Regions from separate parts of the Homo sapiens genome. Here region 2 is linked to region 1. Evidence: read pairs that join two places in POLR2A ChIA-PET (ENCODE). Cell type or tissue: Panc1. All regions are shown on one strand.

Evidence for each region. Peaks named below come from ENCODE experiments on the same cell type or tissue, not always from the same donor. Only the 100,000 strongest peaks of a DNase experiment are listed, where the experiment ranks them.
Region 2: POLR2A ChIA-PET joins it to region 1 with 16 read pairs; 1 of 35 experiments calls an interaction of 5 or more read pairs at or near these places.

Annotation. Positions count from the first base shown.
Region 1 is chr3:177,281,909-177,289,908 of GRCh38, reverse strand. No RefSeq gene overlaps it. Among named protein-coding and RNA genes, the nearest start is that of LINC00501, 8.5 kb to the left of the region's middle. RefSeq lists a silencer at 1,271-1,485 and an enhancer at 5,148-5,880. In Panc1, no CTCF peak of the experiment used is centred here; a DNase peak (open chromatin) is centred at 3,731; H3K27ac peaks cover 3,887 bases.
Region 2 is chr3:177,580,511-177,588,510 of GRCh38, reverse strand. All of the region lies in intron 2 of LINC00578 (long intergenic non-protein coding RNA 578), which reads right to left. Among named protein-coding and RNA genes, the nearest start is that of LINC00578, 140 kb to the right of the region's middle. RefSeq lists a silencer at 4,792-4,959. In Panc1, no CTCF peak of the experiment used is centred here; no DNase peak of the experiment used is centred here; H3K27ac peaks cover 1,155 bases.

The DNA.
Region 1 (8,000 bases):
ACATTCGGCCACCTTTTCTTCCACTCTGTAATTACTGGTATTGATGTCAGTGTTGGAAGTAGCTTTTGACATTGTCAAGTTCTAGTGGTTTTCAAGCTTTTGAAATTGAGGAACACTGTCAAATCAACTTATTTAGTTTTTTGTTTGCTTTTTTTTTCTTTGAGACAGAGTCTCACTGGGTGGAGTGCAGTGGCACAGTCCTGGCAAATCTTGGCTCACTGCAACCTCTGCCTCCCGGGTTCAAGCGATTCTCCTGCCTCAGCCTCCCAAGTAGCTGGGATTACAGGCTCATGCCACCATATCCAGCTAATTTTTGTATTTTTAGTAGAGACGGGGTTTCACCATATTGGCCAGGCTGGTCTCGAAATCCTGACCTCATGATCTGCCCTTCTCAGCCTCCCAAAGTGCTGGGATTACAGGCGTGAGCCATTGCGCCTGGCCTAAAATCAACTTATTTGTAACAAAGAAAAATAGCATTTTTTTTGTGTGTGTATACATGTAACCATTATATTAAATATTCAGGACCCATGAAACACAGCAGAAAAAATCTTCATCTATGTCTCCCTTCTGTCCCTGCATGCCCATTCTCTGAGGCTGCTATGTGTCTTTGGATGGAATTTAGTGCCAGCCTTTTCTGGTTCCTTTTAGATCTAAAGAAGAAAAAAGGACGGCTGGCCGCGGTAGCTCACGCCTGTAATCCCAGCACTTTAGGAGGCCAAGGTAGGCGGATCACCTGAGGTCAGGAGTTCGAGACCAACCTGACCAACATGGAGACACCCCTATCTACTAAAAATATAAAAATCAGCTGGGTGTGGTGGCGTGCGCATGTAATCCCAGCTACTTGGGAGGCTAAGGCAGGAGAATCGCTTGCACCCGGGATGCAGAGGTTGTGGTGAGCTAAGATCGTGCCATTGCACTCCAGCCTGGGTAACAAGAGCGAAACTCCATCTCAAAAAAAAAAGAAAAAGAAAAGAGGAAAGTCCTTTGCCCACTGTATTCCCTCAGTTTCAGTTCAGTTATTAATCCAATGAGTCCATTGGAATGAAAACTCTCAGCTCCTTTCAAAATTTATGCTTCTCTGCTCCCCAGTTAGCACTGCCTCAGGCTAAGCTCCAGCAATGAGAAAGGGAAAGGAGCTTTGGGTTGCTTTATTCTTATTCTCTATTATTTTATTATTATTTTTTGATACAGGGCCTTGCTCTGTCACCCAGTCCAGAGTGCAGTGGTGTGACTTTAGCTCACTGCAACCTCTGCCTCCCAAACTCAAGCCAACTTCCCACCTCAGCATCCTACAGGCTACGCCACCACACCCAGGTAAGTTTTGCATTTTTTGTAAAGATGGGGTTTTGCCATGTTGCCCAGGCTGGTCTCAAACTCCTGGGCTCAAGCCATCCACCCACCTCGGCCTCCCAAAGTGCTGGGATTACTAGCATGAGCCACTGCACCTGGCCTAGAGTGTGTCTTTGGTACATGCCAGAAACTGTCTCCTCCTGGTTTACAAACTGATGTCCCCAATAAACCTCTCCTTTCTACTATTTAGCCATCAGGATGGTCTTTTGGAAGATAACTCTTTCTCTCATGGGTTCTTGGGAGACTCTCACTTCTATGACTTTCCTTTCGTAAGTGGATGCCTTCAAGATGGGTGACTGAGTCTTCCATCAGTCCCTACCTCCGACTTTTCTCAAACTCCTGACCTTTTTTTTTTTTGAGACAGAGTTTCACTCTTGTCGCCCAGGCTGGAGTGCTGTGGCACAATCTCACATCACCGCAACCTCCGCCTCCCGGGTTCAAGTGATTCTCTAGCCTTGCCTCCTGAGTAGCTGGGATTACAGGCATGTGCCACCACACCCAGCTAATTTTGTATTTTTAGTAGAGACAAGGTCTCATCATGTTGGCCAAGCTGGTCTCGAACTCCTGACCTCAGGTGATCCACCTGCCTCAGCCTCCCAAAGTGCTAGGATTTTTTTTTTTGAGATGGAGTTTCGCTCTTGTTGCCTAGGCTGGAGTGCAATGGCGCGATCTCAGCTCACCGCAACCTCTGCCTCCCAGGTTCAAGCGATTCTCCTGACTCAGCCTCCCAAGTAGCTGGGATTACAAGCATGTGCCACCACGCCTGGCTAATTTTGTATTTTTAGTAGAGACGGGGTTTCTACATGTTGGTCAGGCTGGTCTTGAACTCCCGACCTCAGGTGATCCGCCCACCTTGGCCTCCCAAAGTGCTGGGATTACAGGCATGAGCCACCGCGCCCAGCCATTAGTGCTGGGATTACAGGTGTGAGCCAACATGCCCGGCTCCTCCAGCCTTTCTCTACTGAGGTCTCCTTGCTCTCCTAGGTAGCTCTCTGAAGTAGAATCTAAGGCAACCCCCCAGGCTAGCTCTTTCTCTTTCTTAGTTTGTATCTGGTCCACAGAAACATGCCCCTTTGGCCTTTCATACAAAGGCAGTACAGTTACTTCCTCAATTACAGTCCTCCAGGCCACGTCTACAGCCTCCTGCTCCAGATCTCTTAAGCCGGAGTCAGTCAGATACTGGTCCACTCATTCCCCTCACATGCGCAGGGGACACAAATCAAGTACTATAAGTGGTCAGGAGAAGCCCTTTTCACTGGTCATAGGGTAAGAAAAAGCACCCCCTTTTCCCTGCTTCAAGGGTAAAGGGTACTAACAGCACACTGACAACGCTCTGTAAAGATGTAAAAATCTTCCCATTTCCAACTCCAGTCTCGTTTTATTCCAAAGTGGGCGACGATTGCAAAACTAATTTTCAGGCCAGGCACGGTGGCTCACGCCTGTAATCCCAGCACTTTGGGAGGCCGAGGCGGGCAGATCACCTGAGGTCAGGAGTTTGAGACCAGTCTGGCCAACATAGTGAATCCCTATCTCTACTAAAAAAACACAAAAATTAGCTAGCTGGGCGTGGTGCCACATGCCTGTAACCCGAACTACTCAGGAGACTGACACACAAGAATCATTTGAATTCGGGAGGCAGAGTTTGCAGTGAATGGAGTGTGCCACTGCACTCCAGCCTGGGTGATAGAGCAAGACTTTGTCTCAAAAAAAATAAATAAATAAAAAATAAGTAGTTTTCAACATCTTTGTACTGGTTCTGCCTAATAGGTTTCTCCTACAATATGTTTTGAGTTCATATTTGTAACATTTGAACTAAGATAATATTTAGATGAACTCTAAATATTTAGGAATTTGAAAATATTGAAAATCGAAAATAAGAGTTAAAAATGATTGTTGCCAGGCAGGGTGGCTCACGCCTATAATCCCAGCATTTTGGGAAGCTGAGACAGGAGGATCACTTAAGACCAGGAGTTTGGGACCAGCCTGGGCAACAAAACATGACCCTGTTTCTACAAAAAAGAAATTTTAAATTAGCTGGGCATGGTGGCACAAGCCTGTAGTCCCAGCTACTCTGGAGACTGAGGCAGGAGGACTCCTTGAGCCCAGAAATTTGAGGTTACAGTGAGCTGATCACATCACTGCCCTGTAGCATGGGGGACAGAGAGAAACCCTATCAAAAAAAAAAAAAAAAAGATTGCTGTGGTCAAAGGTCAGCCTCCACCTCTATGAAATCAGTCAGGCATGTGCAGAATCTTTGAAATACCTGCATGGAGTCATCCCTGTTGACAAACACTACTAACCTTGTTCAGGCTGTTGCTATTTGAGATGAGTAACCTGAGGCCTAGATGAGTTCAGAGATTTACAGAGGATCACATAGTGATAGGCAGCAAAATAATGACCAAATCACGGTGCCTGGATGCCTATTCCTGTAAATTTATTGCCACTTGTGGCCAGATCCCATGACTCTTAGAGAGATGTATGTACATCCCGGGCAGGCCCTGTGGCTCTACAGTAAGAAACCTGACTTCAAATCCTGGCTCCTTCATGTAACCCTTGAGTGATCCTGGGCAAATCTCTTATCTTCTCTAAGTCTTGATTTTCTGTCTGTAAAATGACATTGATACTGGTATAAAGAACAAAATGGGTAATTTATAGGAAAGTACTTTTAAAACTGCTAGGCATTAGGTGAATGCTGTAGTTGTCATTATGATTACGGTATTGGGGGTGGAGATAACCATAGTTTGTTCAGGATAACCTTAGTCTTAGAATGATTATGAGACTTATTATAAGATCGCTAATTTATAATGGCGTTTAGTCATAAGAAATACATAATCTAGGCTGGGCACGGTGACTCACACCTGTAATCCCAGCAATTTGGGAGGCCAAGACAGGTGGATCACCTGAGGTCGGGAGTTTGAGACCAGTCTGATCAACATGGTGAAACCCCGTTTCTACTAAAAATACAAAAATTAGCCGGGCATGGTAGCTGATGCCTGTAATCCCAGCTACTCAGGAGACTGAGGCAGGAGAATCACTTGAACCCAGGAGGCAGAGGTTGTGGTGAGTCGAGATCGCACCACTGTACTCCAGCCTGGTTGACAGAGCAAAACTCTGTCTCAAAAAAAAAAAAAAAAAAAAAACCAGAAATACATAATCTAAATAAGTTCCAAAAGTTAGTTTTCCATATAACCTTTATGCAACTGTAAGTCTATACAACCTTGCCTATTAAAAAAGAATTTTAGGCAGGGTGTGGTGGTTCACGCCCGTAATCCCAACACTTTGGGAGGCCGAGGAGGGCAGATCACAAGGTCAGGAGTTTGAGACTAGCCTGGCCAATATGGTGAAACCCTGTCTCTACTAAAAATACAAAAAAATTAGCCTGGCGTGGTGGCACATGCCTGTAATCCCAGCTACTCGGGAGGCTGAGGCAGGAGAATCGCTTGAACCCAGGAGGTAGAGGTTGCAGTGAGCTGAGACTGTGCCACAGCACTCCAGCCTGGGCGACAGAACGAGACTCTGTCTCAAAAATTAAATAAATAAATAAATAATTTTAAAGAGAGTAGAAAGCATGTGTTACACTAATGTTATAATGTTAAAGAACAGTAAAGGAAATACACATTTTGTGCATATTCAAAAGCTGAGTAAAACAGCTAGATAAATAAACAAATTGAGATTACAAGACATCATGAAAGAAGGCACAGATGTCACCACCGGCCTGGGCAAAACAGTATCCAAAGCAAGAAGACATTTGCCCGCCACCAGGCTGTGGAAGAGGACACAGTCTTTCTCTGAGGAATCTCTGTAACAGGCCACAAGGCACCCACTTCAAAGTCACATGGTGCCTGAAAGTCTTTCTGACAGGCAGAGGAAAAATGCACACCAGGTGGCTCCCCCAACAGGAGTTCCTGGAACTAATCAATGTCAAAGGCACGGAGAAAGTCAGGGCAGGTCAAGGAGCGTCTTACTGAGGCTCAGAGGGGAGGCCGCTGGCAGAGGCTTCTTCCCCGAGCAGGAAACCACGCCCTTTATCCCTGCTTGATGTCTTTGGATTGCAAAATATATGCAATGCTCTTGTCTGACCTAAGAGCCCTTCAGAAAGAGGGAAGGGTGGGAGGGAGGAGGAGCACTCAACGGGGGAAAAACTTTAATCTTCTTTGTTACCATTTTCTGAGAGAAGTGAGGGAGATCAAAGGCAAGGGTTTCACTTAGACTGGAAAGCTGTAGTTACCATCCACTTTCAGCCTTCTGTAGGGGAGTACATGGCCAATCTTAAATTTGTTTTTATTTATTTAAGTAAAAGCGAGAGGAGCAAGTTTGGAATTAACCATGAGCACTGACCTAAATGATCCGCATATGGGAGATGAATGCCTTCTGCAGCATGGTGCAATATTATACAGGTAAACCAAAGGGTATGGTGACTAACAGGCAGCCCAGATTCCTTTATCTCTGCTGCTTAAAGCTACTTCATCTTGCATATTTTCTCAACATAAATCATATATGTATATGCTAAATCATTTGTGTTGGCTACTACAATGTGAAAAGAACATGTTCAAAGGAGGCACAATGATTTTTATTTTTTACTTAAAAAGTCTTTTCCTAACTGGGCGCGGTGGCTCACGCCTGTAATCCCAGCACTTTGGGAGGTTGAGGCGGGCGGATCACTTGAGGTCAGGAGTTTGAGACCAGCCTGGCCAACATGGTGAAACTCCGTCTTTACCAAAAATACAAAAATTAGCTGGGCGTGGTGATGCGCGTCAGTAATCCCAGCTACTCAGGAGGCTGAGGCAGGAAAATCGCTTGAACCCGGGAGGCGGAGGTTGCAGTGAGCCAAGATTGCGCCACTGCACTCCAGCCTAAGCAACAGAGCAAGACTCCCTCTCAAAAAAAAAAAAAAAAAAAAAAAAAAGCCGGTGCAGTGGCTAACACCTGTAATCCCAGCACTTTGGGAGACCAAGGTGGGTGGATCACCTGAGGTCAGGAGTTCGAGACTAGCCTAACCAATATATCGAAACCCCGTCTCTACTAAAAATGCAAAATTAGCCAGGCGTGGTGGCAGGCGCCTGTAATCCCAGCTACTTGGGAGGATGAGGCAGGAGAATCACTTAAATCCGGGAGGCGGAGGTTGCAGTGAGCCGAGATCGCGCCACTGCACTCCAGCCTGGGCAACAAGAGTGAGACTCGGTCTCAAAAAAAAAAAAGGCTTTTCCTTCAGTACTATGTTAGGGAGGCTCTGAGGACCATCTCTCTACTAGTCTACTAGTCTAGTTGTCCACAAGTCTAGTCATTCTACTCTGAAAGGCTAAACTGGGCTTAGCCCAGGTACCTTGCAGTTCATTCAGTGCATTTGGGAGAGTCCTGAGCATCCAGGCAGGACATGATGAGTGCAATTGAATGAGAATGGGGAGAGCAACGAACATTCTGGAAAGTTGCCTTGAGATCAAATCAGTGTTCAGTCAGCATCCATTTGCCAAGCTGGGGGTGAACTCTGGATATCCTCTGGATTCATCAGACTTCACTGAGCCATTATCTTCCCTCTGTGACTATAAGCCCCTCCACTGGAGATGTGTGCTCCCCCAGGGAAGGAACCTGGCTCCTGGAACATAGTACTGGCTCAATAGACATTGAACTGCTTGATCATCAAATCCTAAATGTATCTTTTGTCTAACTATTTTCCCTTAACTGACTTCTTATCTCCCCCAGGGACTACTGCTATGTAGTCAGGAATGAGTGAATGAATGAATACATGGATATGTTAATAAACATATTATTTATTGTCTGATTATACATAAAAGCATTTGTATAGTTTGTGAATGTAATAGTGTTTTCTTCCTAATGTTGTTTGCTTGAATATGGTGCCGTTATTCATTATCATAAATGTATCTTTACATTTTTAAGACTTCGTGCTATTTACAAAATGCTTTCACATACATTATCTTATTTAATCTTCACAGCAGTGCTGCAAAGTAGATATTATTGTCTCCCAGTTTAGATAAGATAGGTGATTTGTCCAAAGTACGCAATAAGCACAGAGCTGGACTTGAACCCAAGTTTTGCCACACAGGCCTATAGCAGTCCTTTTCCCTAGATTGAAAGGTGAGTAAGCAGGCAAAGGTTATATTCATTTGTAAACAGATGCTTATTTCTAAAGATATAGCATAACATGCACTGCCTACATAGGGGAAGTGCCATCTCTCAACTCCTGGCAGGCTCTCCCACCAGGCACCTGGCTTGTTGCTGGCTACACCTGCTTTTGAATGCACAGCTGGTCTTATGCCAAGTCACTCAACAGAACTTACATTTGGCTATAGATACTTGATACCAAAACAACCAGTGAACAGGAAGAAAATTCAGGCAATTAACCAGTTATTATTTTGTCTACACAATGACAAACAACCTTTGGGGTTGATTTTGTGTCTTTAAGTTAAGCTGCTATATTCATGGAAATACCACAATTATTTCTTCTCCACTTGAATGTCAGCCCACAACAAGGAAGCCAGCAGGCTTGAACAGCAGGAGTCAATATTTAAAACTAGGTCTCAAAATGTAGCCTGCGTCCTAAGGTTCCTCTTGGTGCTCTTTTTCTGTGCTAATGATCTCTGTTGTTGGCATTGCTGCTGAAGACACACTTAGTATCCTAGAGCTGTAAAGAC
Region 2 (8,000 bases), 300 kb before region 1:
TTTATCCTAAAGACTATACTTCCTCTTGATAATATTTTAAATTTTTCTGGAAGCTATATTGAAGTATAATTGCACAATGAAACATTGTACTGTCATTAGAAATAATACTGGATGTGAGTTTTCATTGACATTAAAATTTTTCATGATATGGGATAAAGAGTACAATTCCACTGCAGTTTGAAACATGCAGGCATGTACTGTACAAGTGTGTGTGTGTGTGTGTGTGTGTGTGTGTGTGTGTGTGTGTGTGTAATGGGCAGAGACAGAAAGAGGGAAGAGGAAGAAAAGCAAAAGAAGCTGACGAAAAAGAAACAAGATGTTGTTAACCTACCAAAAGGTTAACAACAGACATCTCTGGGCAGGGAAATGAAGAGTGATTTTTCTTTCTTTTTGGGGAGTAGGGGGTCACCTTCATTTTTTCATGTTTGATATGGTTTGGATTTGTTTCCCCACCAAATCTCATGTTGAAATGTAATCACCAGTGTTGGAGGTGGGGCCGGATGGTAGATGTTTGCATCATGGGGCAGATCCATCACAAATGTCTTAGCATCATCCTTTGGTGATAAGTTCAGGTGAGATCTGGTTGTTTAAAAATGTGAGGCACCTCCCCGCACCCCCACCTCTCTCTCTTACTCATGCTTTTGCAATGTGAGATGCCTGCTCCTGCTTCACCTTCTGCCATGAGTAAAAGCTCTCTGAGGCCTCCCCGGAAGCCAAGCAGATGCCAGCGCCATGCTTCCCCTACAGCCTGCAGAACTGTGAGCCAATTCAACCTCTTTTCTTTATAAATTCCCCAGCCTCAGGTATTTCTTTATAGCAAGAAAACTGCCTAACACAACATTTATACTATTAAAAGCATATTACTTATATAATTTAAAAAATGAGTTAAGAAAAAGGTAGTCATCACTTCTAAACTGTGACTAATCAAAGGGAGCGATAGATGGAAAAGTAAGGTATTTTAGTGATGGCAAAGGGCCCTATGGGAGCAGGAATTACAGTTTGATAATGTGAGAAATATTAAAAATTACATTTTGGCAAGATAATACTGGGTTCCTCTCCTGGACTGATGAGTTAGAGATAGTTCGGGTTTGGTAACAAGGCAAAAACAGAGAAACAAATTCATGCTTGCTCCAAAAAACAAAACAAACAATAAAAACCTTGAAACCTTCCTAAGAGCATGTGCTTTTTTAAGATTTTATTAATTTTTAAAGAATTTCTTAACAAACTTTAAGATAGAAGCAGCTTCATATGTGAATGTTGGGTATACATTTTCTGAATACCTCTTACTATGTAATCGGTTAGTAGCTATTTATTAAGTACCTATACTCTGCTTAGCACTCTACTTGCCATGATATGATTTATTTATTTATTTATTTATTTATTTATTTATTTATTTATTTTTGAGACAGAGTCTTGCTCTGTCACCCAGGCTGGAGTGCAGTGGTGCGATCTTGGCTCACTATAGCCTTCGCCTCCCGGGTTCAAGCGATTCTCCTGCTTCAGCCTCCCAAGTAGCTGAGACTACAGGCGTGTGCTGCCACGACCAGCTAATTTTTTTTTTTTTTTTAGTAGAGATGGGGTTTCACCGTGTTAGCGCCAGGATGGTCTCAATCTCCTGACCTCATGATCCACCTGCCTCGGCCTCCCAAAGTGCTGGGATTACAAGCGTGAGCCACCGCGCCTGGCCTTATCTGATCATTTCTAAGACATTCTCACCATGACTATTTAACCCTATACGAGGGAGACACGTGCACTTGATACTCAACTCTGTTATCAAGAAACACCACCACACTTTATTTTTAAAACCCTCTAGTGACATGGAAGACTTAGTGGTTTACTCCTTAAACCACTAAGAAAATACCCAATCACCTGTCATGTGCAACACAAAAGACAAATTAAAAAATAATAATAAATGAAACAAAACAAAACAGTAGCATTATAATGAAGAGCTATACAGCTTTTGCTCAGTTTCTTTACTTCCTAGTGGTTTGGGGCAACAGGGAGAAATGGATGACTGAATTTAGAGTATCTTACTGAATTACAATTCCTTGGAACTAAAAAGCTTTCTCTTGATTATGGTGTAAGTTACCATAAAAGATAAAGTCTAAGAGCCAGTTTCTAGCCCACAGTTGATTTAGAATCCAGGAAATGCTAAGAAAATAAAAGTTATCATTGAATGATTTTCATTTCCCTATGGTCATATTTCTAATGAGTTCAATTTGGGGCTCCATCTATTTTTTTCAGCAATGTACACTTGGGAGTTTGCTACAAAATTATTTATAGTGGAATATCTCAAAATTATTTAGCTGTTCCAATTCTGAGTGGCCATTTACATGCATTCTTGATGAGACTGTCTTGGCTTGGTAGGTATTTGATAAACATGTGTTGAATTAAGTGGAATTGTTGATTTGGTCAGACCTACTCCCAATTATTTGCTCAGAGATATTTCAGGATCTCCGGCATTGAAAGAGAAATTAGAAATGTATGTCTTAAATACATAACAAACTGTGGACGGTGTTTGGTATGACAGGAGCCTAACTTGAATTAACTTGATAAATGAGGAAATTATTAGCACAAAAAATATAAGGAAATGTGGAAAAATGAAAATTATGGAAAGGTCAGGGATATCACTGGTTCTCAGGAATAAATGAAACCAGAACCAGAACCTCAAACAATGCCAAACCTCTCCCTCCAGCTGTCATTTCTGCCTCTCTCTGTGTGGGCTTCATTCTCTCTCAGCACACACTAACTTTCTCCAGATGGAAGAAAACATGGAAACCACCAGTCAGAAACTCTTCATCCCATAGCTTCTATCTCCAGCATGATGTAACTCATCACAGTTTTAGTAAGAAAAACCCCAAGAAAGTGATCTGATTGGACAAACTAGGTTCGAAGTGCCCACCCATCAGCCAATCAATTGTGTCTAAAAAAGCAGGTATTCTTCTTGCATCCCCATGATGAGAGCAGGGAAAGGAACAGTTACCAAAAGACTGGAGGTGCTTCCTCCAGGGGAAAGGAGGACAGCAGTGCAGCACAAGCAAAATAGCAGGTGCTCAAAGCAGATAAAACCCAAAACCACTATGATTCACCCACACAGGTCACTTTTTTTGGTAGTTATCGTTATTATTATTATTAAAACAACAAAATTGCCATGTGAACTTAGGCCTGCCATGGGTTATAAATGAAGTTATAACATGTTTATAGCTCTTTAAAAAACGTTTTTATAAGGTATAATTGAAATGCAATAAACTACACATATTTAAAATTTGCAATGTAAAACATTTTGACATACATATACATCCATAAAACCATCACCACCAGCTTGAAAATGAACCCATCCATCACCTCCACAAGTTTCCTCCTGCCCCTTTGCAGTCTCACCCTCTTACCTTCTCACATCCCCATGCAACCAATGATCCTTTCTGTCACCATAAAGTAGTCTGCAGCTTCTGGAATTTTGTATAAATGGTATCATAAAGTATTTCCTTTTTCCGGTCTAATTTATTACATTCAGCATCATTATTTTGAGATTCATCCATGTTGTAGCATGTATCAATAGTTCTTTCCTTTTTATTGCTGAGTAGTATTCTATTACTTAGTGTTATGGACTACATTGTGTCCTCCCAAAATTCCTACATTGAAGTTCCAGAATCTAATACTTCAGAATGTGACTGCATTTGGAGATAGGGGCTTTAAAGATATAATTGAGTTGAAATGAGGCCATGAGGGTAAGCCCTAATCCTTTCTGACTGGTGTTTTTATAAAAAGAGGAGATTAGATACCTGCAGAAGCATTAGGTACATTTGACTGAAGCACAGAATGCATAAGACCTCAAGGATGCACTGAGAGAACATAATAAGAACACAAGGAGAAGGCAACCACAGAAGAGAGGCCTTAGGAGAAATCAAACCTACTGACATCTTGATCTTGGACTTTTAGCCTCCAAAACTGAGAAAATACATTTCTGTTGTTGAAGCCACTAAGGGGTATTTTGTTATGGCAGCCCTAACAAACTAATACATAAAGATTTACTACAGCTTGTTTATCCATTACCCTATTGACAAACATTTGCTTTGTTTCCAGCTTGGGGCTATTACAAATAAAGATGCTAGGAAAATTTATGTACGTATCTTTGTATAGAGATAAGCTATCATTTTACTTGGATAAACACCTCGTATTTATGGCCAAGTCATACAGTAAATGTTCCGTTATTTAAAAACAAACAAACAAACAAACAAAAAACACCTTGGCTGGGTGCAGTGGCTTACGCCTGTAATCCCAGCACTTTGGGAAGCCGAGGCAGGTGTATCACCTGAGGTCAGGAGTTCGAGACCAGCCTGGCCAATATGGTGAAACCCCATCTCTACTAAAAATAACAATATTAGCCAGACATGGTGGTGGGTGCCTGTAATCCCAGCTACTCGGGAGGCTGAGGCAGGAGAATCGCTTGAACCTGGGAGGCGGAGGTTGCAGTGAGCCGAGATCGCGCCATTGCACTCCAGCCTGGGTGACAGAGCAAGGCGCCGTCTCAAAAAAACAAACAAACAAACAAAAACACCAGTTTTCAAAAAGTGGTTATACTATTTTACATTCCTACCAGTAGTATATGAGAGTTCTCTTGCTCCATATTCTCAGCAAAACTTAGAGACAGTCTTTAAATCTCGACATCCTAACAGGCAATGTAGTGACATCTCATTGTGGTTTTAATGTGCATTTGCTTAATGACTAATGAATTGGAACATCTATCACATGCTTATTTACCATCCCTATATCTTCTTTGACGAAGTATCTGCTTAAGTCCATCTGCTTAAGTCCTCCAACCATTTCTTATTGGGTATGGTAATTATTTTTTACTTTTTACTTTAAGTTTTGGGATACATGTGCAGAATGTGCAGGTTTGTTACATTGGTATACATGTGCCATGGTGGTTTGCCGCACCCATCAACCTGTCATCTAGGTTTTAAGCCCCACATGCATTAGGTATTTGTCCTAATGCTCTCCCTCTCCTTGCCCCCCCAGTACCCCGACAGGCCCCAGTATGTGATGTTCCCCTCCCTGTGTCCATGTGTTCTCATTGTTCAACTCCCACTTATGAGTGAGAACGTGCAGTGTTTGATTTTCTGTTCCTGTGTTAGTTTGCTGAGAATGATAGCTTCCAGCTTCATCCATGTCCCTACAAAGGACATGAACTCATTCTTTTTTATGGCTGCATAGTATTCCATAGTGTATATGTGTCACATTTTCTTTATCCAGTCTATCATTGATGGGCATTTGGGCTGGTTCCAAGTCTTTGCTATTGTAAATAGTGCTGCAATAAACAAACATGTGCATGGGTCTTTATAGCAGAATGATTTATAACCCTTTGGGTATGTACCCAGTCATGGGACAGCTGGGTCAAATGGTATTTCTGGTTCTAGATCCTTGAGGAATTGCCACACTGTCTTCCATAATGGTTGAACTATTTACACTCTCACCAACAGGGTAAAAGTGTTCCTATTTCTCCATAGCCTCTCCAGCATCTGTTGTTTCCTGACTTTTTAATGATCGCTATTCTAACTGGCACGAGATGGTATCCCATTGTGGTTTTGATTTGCATTTCTCTAATGACCAGTGATGATTAGCTTTTTTTCATATGTTTGTTGGCTGTATAACTGTCTTCTTTTGAGAAGTAATTTTTTATTGGATGCCTGACATTGTAAATTTTACCTTTGTAGGAATTGGATATTTTTATTTTCCTACAAATATTCTTGAGTTGTGTTTTGGGATGCAGGTGAATTACATGGAAAAAGTTTAATCTTCCTGGATCTTGCTTTTGAGCTCTATTAAGTAAACTAGAACAGCATCTAGTCTAGGGCTATTGCGCCCTACTGTTAAGGCAAATCCCTCTAAGTGCTCTACCAGATGTCCTATTTATTTTGAGGTTTTTCTTTTCTGTTTGGTGGCAATAGAAACTCTTCCCAGTCCTGGCTGCATGCACTCTAGGGATTGTTTCCTCTACTCTTCTTGGACAGGTTTTCCCCTGGACTAAAGTAATTTTCTCACATGAATATGTTAATCAGTGATCAACAGCATACTTGGGGATCTCTGCACCTTGCCACAGTTCTTTCTGTATGCAGCTCTCAACCTAGTTCTCTGCCTTGTGAAGATTAGCCAACTTAGCCTCCTCAGCTGCCCAGCCCTGCCTCCTCTGTGCAAAGAGGCAGCTGGGCCACTCCAGGTTCCCCCAACTCACACACAGGAGACCTGGAAGTTCTCTTGGGCAACAGGCAACAGGCTGCCTTATCACACAACTCACTTCATTTGTTTCCTATCTCTTCGGGGTCACTTCTTCATTGACTAACATTCAATGTCTTGAAAACCATGTATTTGAGTTTTTAGGTTTTTAGAAACTGTTTCAGGGCCAGGGACAGTGGCTCACGCCCGTAATCCCAACTACTCAGGAAGCTGAGGCAGGAGAGTCGCTCCAGCCTGGGATATGGAAGTTGCAGTGAGCCGAGATTGCACCATTGCACTCCAGCCTGAGCAACAGAGCGAGACTTCGTCTCCAGAAAAAAAAAAATGGTTTCAAATCAGAAGGTAAAGCCAGTCTGGTAAAACCAATCTGTTATTCCACTTTTTCTGGAAGTAGAAATCTATCGTTCTTTTTTCAATATATTTAAATATATTTGCATATGAAAAGTAACTTTAATATAACTAGAGGACTTCCTATCTGTTGTGAGTTTTTTTGGGTTTTTTGAGACAAGAGTCTAACTCTGTTGCCCAGGCTGGAGTGCAGTGGCACGATCTTGGCTCACTGTAACCTTTGCCTCCCGGGTTCAAGCAATCCTCCTGCCTCAGCCTCCCAAGTAGCGGAGACTACAGGCATGCACCACCACACCCAGCTAATTTTTGTATTTTTAGTAGAGACAAGATTTCACCATGTTGACCAGGCTGGTCTCAAACTTCTGACCTCAGGTAAGTCACGTGCCTTGGCCTCCCAAAGTGTTGGGATTACAGATGTGAGCCACCATGCCCGTCTGAGGACTTCATGTCTGTCTGGAACATTTCTGTCATATGAAATTTCCGTGTGGGTTAAAATAGAGATTGGCAAACTTTTTCTATAAAAGGCCACCTAGAGGGCCCAGTGCAGTGGCTCACACCTGTAATCTCAGCACTTTGGAAGACCAAGGCGAGCAGATCACGAGGTCAGAAGTTCGAAACCAGTCTCTACTAAAAATACAAAAATTAGCCAGTGGTGATGGTATGCGTCTATAATCCCAGCTACTAGGGAGGCTGAGGCAGGAGAATTGCTTGAACCTGGGAGGCAGAGGTTGCAGTGAGCCGAGATTGTAACACTTCACTCCAGCCTGGGTGATGGAGGAAGAATCCGTCTTGAAAAAATAAAAAATAAAAGGCCACATAGTAAATATTTTAGACTTTGTGGGCCACATGTGGTCTCTGTTGCATTTTTTTTCCCAATAACCTCATAAAAATATAAAATAATTTAAAACCATCTCATGGGCTATACAAAAGTGAGCCATGGGCTGAGTTTGACCTATAGGTCACAGTTTGTTGAACCCAGAATCAGGATAATGTAGTCCCTGTGAAAAACCCAAAATCTTAGGGGGTTAATACAATAGCTATCTATTTCCCACACATGTGCAAAATAGGTATTCTTGATTAGTAGGTCTCTTTTCTTACTTTCAAAGCCATAATTCAGGGACATAGATTTCTTCCATCTCCTGGCTCCATTTCTCCACAATGCTCCCAAGATTGTCATTGTAGTAGAAAGAATGTAGATTTCCTGTGAGAGGTTCTTAAGGGTAACTCCTCAAGGTACGATTGCTTCTAACCACCTTCCATTGTTCAGAACTCATTCACATCAGCACACCTAACTGGAAGAGAGGCTGGAAAATCTAGTTTTGCTGTGTACCCAAGAGGAAGAGAAAATGGATTGGGGAACAGCTAGCTAATCTTCAATGCAACGTCCAGGGAATTTAAATAGCTGACTCTGCCAAGCT